Linked DNA regions of Mus musculus: all the other regions are linked to region 3. A link is a loop called in an ENCODE intact Hi-C map of the cell type or tissue named here. Cell type or tissue: heart. All regions are shown on one strand.

Region 1 (2,500 bases), 51 kb after region 3:
AAACAAAAAAAAACAAAACAAACAAACAAACAAACAAAAACAAAAAACCAAAAACAAACAAACAAACAAAAACCTAGAGTTATTTTGAAAGAGGAGCCTCACCATCTAGAGACTGCCATATCCAGGGATCCATCCCATAATCAGCTTCCAAACGCTGACACCATTGCATACACTAGCAAGATTTTGCTGAAAGGACCCAGATATAGCTGTCTCTTGTGAGACTATGCCAGGGCCTAGCAAACACAGAAGTGGATGCTCACAGTCAGCTATTGGATGGATCACAGGGCCCCCAATGGAGGAGCTAGAGAAAGTACCCAAGGAGCTAAAGGGATCTGCAACCCTATAGGTGGAACAACATTATGAACTAACCAGTACCCCAGAGCTCTTGACTCTAGCTGCATATGTATCAAAAGATGGCCTAGTAGGCCATCACTGGAAAGAGAGGCCCATTGGACTTGCAAACTTTATATGCCCCAGTACAGGGGAACACCAGGGCCAAAAAGTGGGAGTGGGTGGGTGGGAGGGTGTGGGGGACTTTTGGGATAGCATTGGAAATGTAAATGAGGAAAATACCTAATAAAAAATGTATATAAAAAAAAAAAAGAAAGAAAGAGGAGCCTCAGTTGAGAAGATACCATCACCAGGTTGCTTGAAGGCAACTTTGTAAGGCATTTTCTTGATGAACCTGTGATATGGGAGGAGCCATCCCATTGTGGGTGGTGCCGGTCTTGGACAGGGTGTCCTGGGGTGTATAAGAAAGCAGGCTAAGCCAGAGGGAGCAAGTCATAAGCAGCCTTCATCCATAGCCTTTGTTTCGGTTCCTGCCTCGGGTGCTTGCCCTGACCTGCTCAGTGATAGAGTATGACCTGGGAGCGCTAAGATGAAACGAACCTTCTTTCCCGGGTTGCTCTTGGTCTTCATACTTCATCTCAGCAACAATTGATACATGAGCCGTTTCTGTGCATTCTAGGAGGTAATTTGAAACTCTTCTGGATTCAGCTAGGAAGCTGTCTACTTTAGCTTGTAGCTAGCTGCTCGGACCCATCTGCCCCCTCCGGAGCCTAGAGACTTCCAGTCACCTCTCATTTGCTCCTGACCTCTCCTGGTCCATGGGGAAACACATACCATTTGTGGGCACGAGGCAGCAAACTTCCTGGTTCTTTGCCAAAACTGCTTGCCAACCTGTGTTCTCCCTTTCCAGATTTCCTGAGCGTGTCAGGTCACAGCCCTCTCTGACCCATTAGCTGTCCTCACACCGCCTTTCAGGTCAGCTCATCTCAGACTCCACTCAAAAATTCTTCTCCTACATGGTCTGAAGTGAAGGCCAGGGTTTCTGAGCCCCTGCCCTCCACTGTCTGTATCCACGTTCTGGTACGTACAGTCACAGGGACCTGGCTGAGGATGCGAGCCCTGCAGAAGTAGCGCGCCATTGTTATCTTTGTAAAGCCTACTGCTCTGTTCTGAACTCGGGTTAGTGCGCAGCCGCTCCTCTCTGGGGTTTCTTGGCTAAGACGCCAGCTTCACTATCGTTCTGCATGCATGCACACGCCATTTCCAGCCAGCTAAGTACAAAGCCCTTTATCATAGTTTTCTGTGTTAAAATATGGGCTAAACATGGAATAGAATTTTAGTCTACAAATTATTTTCAAGGAAAACGTCTAGAAACTTTCAATGGTCTTAAGAGGAGAGACTTTACAACTTGCGCAGGCCCTGCCTTGCAGAAAAGGACTAATTTCCTTCCAGGGCATCATGCATCCTTGGCCTGGGGACTTCCTCCTTATACTGAACCACACCTCCGTTCCTGGCTTTACCTGGTTGTTGATCCTGGTGCCTCAGAAACACAATCTCTCAACACTCTTTTTCTCTTCTTTCTCCTTCTCCCCAGTGGTTGGTTGGTTGGCTCAAAGCAGGGTCTCACTCTGTAGCTGAGGTTGGCCCTCTGAGTGGCCCTTCTATTTTAGTCCCTTGAGTGCTGGGCTTACAGACATGACTTAGCACAGACAGCTGGCGTCTACTTCTTTACAGACTTTAGGTTCTAACTTCTGCCCCTCAATACGCATTTGATCACTTTCACCATCTTGTCCCTGACTTCCATTTTCTATGTTCTTCTTTCAGTTTGTCAAGTAAGGTTAATGTAGAAACATTTTGAAATACACGCACACACACATGTGGGCATGCACACACATAACTGTGTGTACTCACACATACCCAGAACCAACCCGGGGGCTAAGTTAAACTATCCGTCACTCTGCCCATGGGTCCATGTCATCTGGCAGATATGACAATAACTTACATGGGTCAGTCAATCCTATATTTAGAGCATTTGGTTCTTTAACCCATAAGAGTACACGCTAATCCTTTTATGTGTACCAATCTTAAAATAGCTCAATATTTTTAATACAGTAAAGACTACAAGATGCTCACTGAACTCATGAGCCAGGTGGGGTAATATATCCCACAAGAGGAGCGAATACTAAATAATATTTTTCTACTTTTGCCT
Region 2 (2,500 bases), 58 kb after region 3:
AGTTGATTTCGCGTTTATTATGTGTCTGGAAATAGTATCTTCCCCTCACCAGATTTGTAGGGTCATATCCAGCTTCAGCTAGAATTTACCCAAAGAGGAGCAGTTTAACACTGGAAAAAATTCTGTTAAGATTCCGACACACTTTATTGTTTCTTTAATTTTAGAGGCAGGGTTTCATATAGCACACAGTTGCCTCAAAATGGCCAAAGATGGCCTTAAACTTCTGATCCTCCTGTTCCACTTCCTGAGTTATAGAATTACAGCCATTCTCTGCTACCCCTAGTTTATGCGAGGCTGGAGACTGAACCCAGGACCTGGTACATGAGAGCTGGTGCTCTACCCATTGAGCTCCATGTCCATCCCTGTCTAGAGGTATTTAAATATATAGCAAATATTTTTTTTCGAGGTGATTTAAATATAGTCTAGCTTGATGTTGGAGGATGAGGAAACCTCTCATTTGCTTTTGTTCTTGTGTCTTCTATCCACCTCTTCACAATACTCTCAAGTGAAAATTTTGGAAATGCAACTGTTACAATCTTTTATCAAGAAAATGCAGAAGAGCCGGGTGGTGGTGGCACACGCCTGTAATCCCAGCACTTGGGAGGCAGGGGCAGGTGGATTTCTGAGTTCGAGGCTAGCCTGGTCTACAGAGTGAGTTCCAGGACAGCCAGGGCTACACAGAGAAACCCTGTCTGGAAAAACAAAAACAAAAACAAAAACAAAAGAAAGGAAAGAAAATGGGGAAGTCCTTACAAGTTTACATTATTATTCTGCTTGCAACAGACAAATGACCTAACTGATAGGCAGTTTATGTATCTCTATCTTTTGGACTGTGTCTATCTATGTGTGTGTCTATCTGTTTTATCAGAAATGAAGCCAAGGAACCGAACATTTTAAGACAGTTTGACGAATGTAATAAATAAACATCAAAATGGTTCCTGCTTCGAGGTTCACGCCTGAGTTCCTGTCCTGACTTCCCCTGGTGAAAGACTGTAAGCTGTGAGATGAAATTAACCCTTGCCTCTCCCAAGTTGCTTTTGAACATGGTGTTTTATCGCAGCAATGGAAAACAAACTAAAACAAGCACCAAAACAATAGACTTCTACGCTTTATCTCACGTTTAAAGACGATCCTTTGGGAGAGAGGCCAAGGGCTGTAAGAGCCAGCAGGCTGGAGGAATGGGAATTCAGACTCCACACAGGTATGGGCTTGTGGTGTCCGGTTTCTCACTAGGGCTCAACTGTTCTTGAAATTGTAAAGTAGGAATAATGCTGTCTGCCATTTCAAGATTCTGGGTAGAAGAGTTTCTAAACTGAATGCCACACAGCACAACGAATCATGACCATTTTTATTATTGTGTGATGAGACTGTGTGGCTCAAAGGTGTCAGAGATCTGGCAGAACCTTTTGTTCAAGAGGCAACTGCATGGGCGGGCTGCCGACCCTAGACAAAAATAGAAGCAGGCCTTGACTTTGAAGTGGGGTGAGCGATGCAGGCCTCGGAGAGTGCCAAGGCAGCCCTGCCTCCCCGTGCTCCCAGAACATAGGCAGCTGTGCTGGCCAGAAACACCACCCCTGACCTCATCTCTCTGCTGGATCAGAGTGGGCCAGAATACAGAAGAGTAGTTGGTTTCTGATGTTCTATTTTAAAAAAGATAAAATATAAAAACAGTAGCTCTCAGCGTAAGTTCAGAGAGAGCCATGCTATGGAGAAATCTGTGTGTATTCTTCTTTGATCTCTTCATTTTAGAGATGCAGACTGACTGTGAGCTGACAGACTGACTGTGTGCTGGTCGGAATGCTGAGCACTAGGTGTCTGTTGCCTCCGGTCATCCTTCCCAAAGTCTGTAAATCCCCTCCCTGCAAATAAGCATGGGAACTACTAAAGGCATTTACCCCATGCCACCAAGTCTGCATTGCATGCATTTGCATAAAGGAATTGAAGGCATAGGCAATAAAATTTAATTTGAATAATCTATTTTAAGGCACGACAGCAGTTACTATAGCAATTTTTACCAACTTCTGAAAAGAACCCAGTGAATAAATTATAGCTTATTAAAATACTTCTATTACTATAAGCTGCATTCTATTGAAATAGCTGAAAGTGCCATCTTAAAGGCTTATAATGTGTAGCATTATTTAATTACATTTTAATAAGAGTCTAGATTGGATAAAGCTGCCCTGGGAAGAGCATCAGAAGTGCAGAAGGAGCTCGCAGCAGCCTACACTGCTCCTTACATGCACTGGAGCTGCAAGACCGGAAGAAGCCACAGTGCATGTTGGAGTTCTGCCAGAACAAACAAGAAAGCTCACAGTCTCCCTTACTCCCAAGCCGGGAGTAGGACTACCGGGAAACCAGAAGGCTGCAGAGAGAGGCCGGTGCCTGCCACCCACCCCTCCTGCATGCACAGGGCCTGTAAGAGGCGGAGGGATCTGGGAAAGTGGTCTTTGAACTTTGCAGCGGGGCCCGCAGTTTACGGCATACGACGTTCTTGTACTTT
Region 3 (2,500 bases):
ATTATTGAAATAATATCTTGCATCTGTCAAATATTAAAATTAAGTTGTTTTCACAAAAAAAACTCATTTTCAGAAAGTATTAATAAAGTTGGTTTTGCATGCAATCTATGTTAGTAAATCAATTGCTAATTGTGAATGCTGGTGTCAGGGTTAAACACTGAACATGAAATTCTATGCAGTCAGTTGTTTGTTTTGAAAAATTTCAAAGGCTGGTAGAACGTATTTTGAATTTTTTAAGTAATACAAAGTAAAAGTAATCACGAAAGAACAAAAAAGATAGGGCTGTGTGACCATTGTCTATAAGCAAACAAAATTAACAAGCATCAAGTTCACTGATAATGTGAGAGGCGGGCCCGGGAGTGAGCATCAGCTGTCAGCTTGCTTCATTCCTTCTGCAGCAGTTGTTCATCTGAAAATAGCTTTCAGATGAGGAAGGATGGCTGCAAAGGGATGCATTGCCATAGGCTTCTCTACAGCGACCACCCCCAAGCCCCCCAGGCGTCTCACGTTTGTTATGGTAGACAGGAAGTAAACTATAGAATATTAACATCAGAAAGGACCTAAATCCGTGCCATGCTACATTAAGACGATGAAGAGCTTTTAGTGGTACCATGTCCATGGATTTCCTTCGTGATGGCTGATGCTTGCTGTTTCCTTTGCTTCACCATGGCACTATGTGATAGCATAGTTTTTTGTTCCCTGTTGAAAGTAAGGGGACATGATTGAGGCAGTGTGAAGGGTTCTTTACAATCATCCTTTCTGAAAGAGAAAATCTCCCTTCGTTAGTACGAATCAGCTACTGCTTTTTTACTGAAAGGCCAACATAGACTGCTTGTCTGTCTACACTGCACATGCCTATCAGCAGCTCATGTCCCAGGGCAGAGGGTGACAGTCTCCGACCCAGCCTCTGTACATGACCCAGTACATTGACCACTATGCATTGAGGAACAGGGAGGGGGCCAGCCTCCTTGCTCTCCCCTCTCTTTCCTACATGTTATTTCTCATCTGACAGTGCTTCTCTCCTGGCTGTCATCCCACGAGCATCAGGAGACATCACTCCCAGCAAACTCTTAAGAGTGAGGAAGAGGTCACATTCAGCCAGACTATTTGGTACATTTTAAGTCAGCGTTGAAAGCTACCCTTTACAGCAAAGGGTTACCATCCTTTTATGAGTCACATAACTCTGAACCTCTGGGGCCAACTGACTAATAAAACATTTTAGGAAACCGTCCACTCACCTTGCTGTCAGGCTGCGCTTTTCAGCAGGGGTGAATCCCAATTGTGGAGGAAGGCACTGAAGGTGGAATATGACGGCACTTGGGCCCAATGGGTTTTATCCTTGAACCTGGAACGGCATGGTCCCTCGATCTGACTCAAACAGGGGACTGAGCCTTTCTGAGAAGACTGGCATCCAGCTGACATCAACTGGCTATATATAGCACCAAATACTTTAGCTACTCATATCTTCCTGGCGAAAGGGAGGGACGGGGACACATTGGGTTCTCTCTATTGTATTTCTGGCCTCTGAGATAGTTGAATGAAATATTCATTCACTGGGCCTGAAGAATGTTTTTACTGAACACTTTCCGTTGGAAAGTACCACAGCCAAAATGGATTTAAAAACTTTCTGAAGATGTAGTTCTTATCCCATACCTTAGTCGAGGGGATAAGAGATGTATATTAATTAGAGCAAAATGACAAATTATTCATAATAAAAATGAACAGTAGGGGCCCTGGAAAGATGGCCCAGTGGTTAAGAACACTTGCTATCTTTCAGGGGATCTGGGTTCAAGTCCCAGTCACCCACATGGTTGCTCACAACTGCCTGTAACTCCAGCTCCAGAGGATCAGACATTGTTTTTCTGGCCTCTTCCAGTATCTGCATGGACACACACACACACACACACACACACACACACACACACATGGAGGGGGGAGACCTAGCAGAAAGGGAGGGGAGGTGGGGAAGGGGGTAGTAGGGAGAGAGAAGAAAAAACCTTTTTAAAAATGAACATTATGGCCAATATCTATGGTACCTCACCACGAACAAAGGCTGTGATGAGTTTGTCAACAGAGCCAGCCCGTAAGCAAAGGTGAGAATTGTTGCAGCTTTTAACAATAGGTAATATTTGAATGGGAATATAAAGAGAGTTTCACATCGGCCAAGCCATGAAGCTCAAGGCTTCTAACTGGATCATACTTTGGAAGACATCCATAGAAGTTGCCTCTGCAAAGTTGCCCAGCCTCTCCCAGGTCTGGAGGGAAGGAAGGACTTCTGCCTCAAGGAATTATAACAGGAAAAGTTCTCAGAGTCAACCACCTTGGCTTCCTGGCTGGATTTTGATCACAGGGTCATAGTTTTCCTATCCTGTGTGGTATTTTCCTTTTACGATTCCTTATTTTCTGGAACACACTTCCCAATTCACCTGGCTCACTTCTTCCAGGTTCAGAGTTCACAGTGTGGCATGTCGAGGGCTTGGTATTAAGTCCTCATGACACC

Evidence for each region. Hi-C counts contacts between places; a loop is a spot of excess contacts. Peaks named below come from ENCODE experiments on the same cell type or tissue, not always from the same donor. Only the 100,000 strongest peaks of a DNase experiment are listed, where the experiment ranks them.
Region 1: it touches region 3 in a loop (3-fold over the local background); 7 of 42 quality-filtered maps call a loop at or near these places.
Region 2: a loop joins it to region 3, with 7 times the contacts of the local background. A loop is called at or near these places in 6 of 42 quality-filtered maps.

Annotation. Positions count from the first base shown.
Region 1 is chr3:123,084,896-123,087,395 of GRCm38, forward strand. The region is part of intron 4 of Synpo2 (synaptopodin 2); the gene reads right to left. Among named protein-coding and RNA genes, the nearest start is that of Myoz2, 51 kb to the left of the region's middle. In heart, no CTCF peak of the experiment used is centred here; a DNase peak (open chromatin) is centred at 1,176.
Region 2 is chr3:123,091,162-123,093,661 of GRCm38, forward strand. The region is part of intron 4 of Synpo2 (synaptopodin 2); the gene reads right to left. Among named protein-coding and RNA genes, the nearest start is that of Myoz2, 57 kb to the left of the region's middle. In heart, no CTCF peak of the experiment used is centred here; a DNase peak (open chromatin) is centred at 1,510; H3K27ac peaks cover 2,307 bases.
Region 3 is chr3:123,033,582-123,036,081 of GRCm38, forward strand. It overlaps Myoz2 (myozenin 2), which reads right to left and starts at 1,406. Exons shown (of 6, transcript NM_021503.2): 1 at 1,239-1,406; 2 at 611-699. The coding sequence starts at 686. In heart, no CTCF peak of the experiment used is centred here; a DNase peak (open chromatin) is centred at 1,360; H3K4me3 peaks cover 1,479 bases; H3K27ac peaks cover 2,059 bases.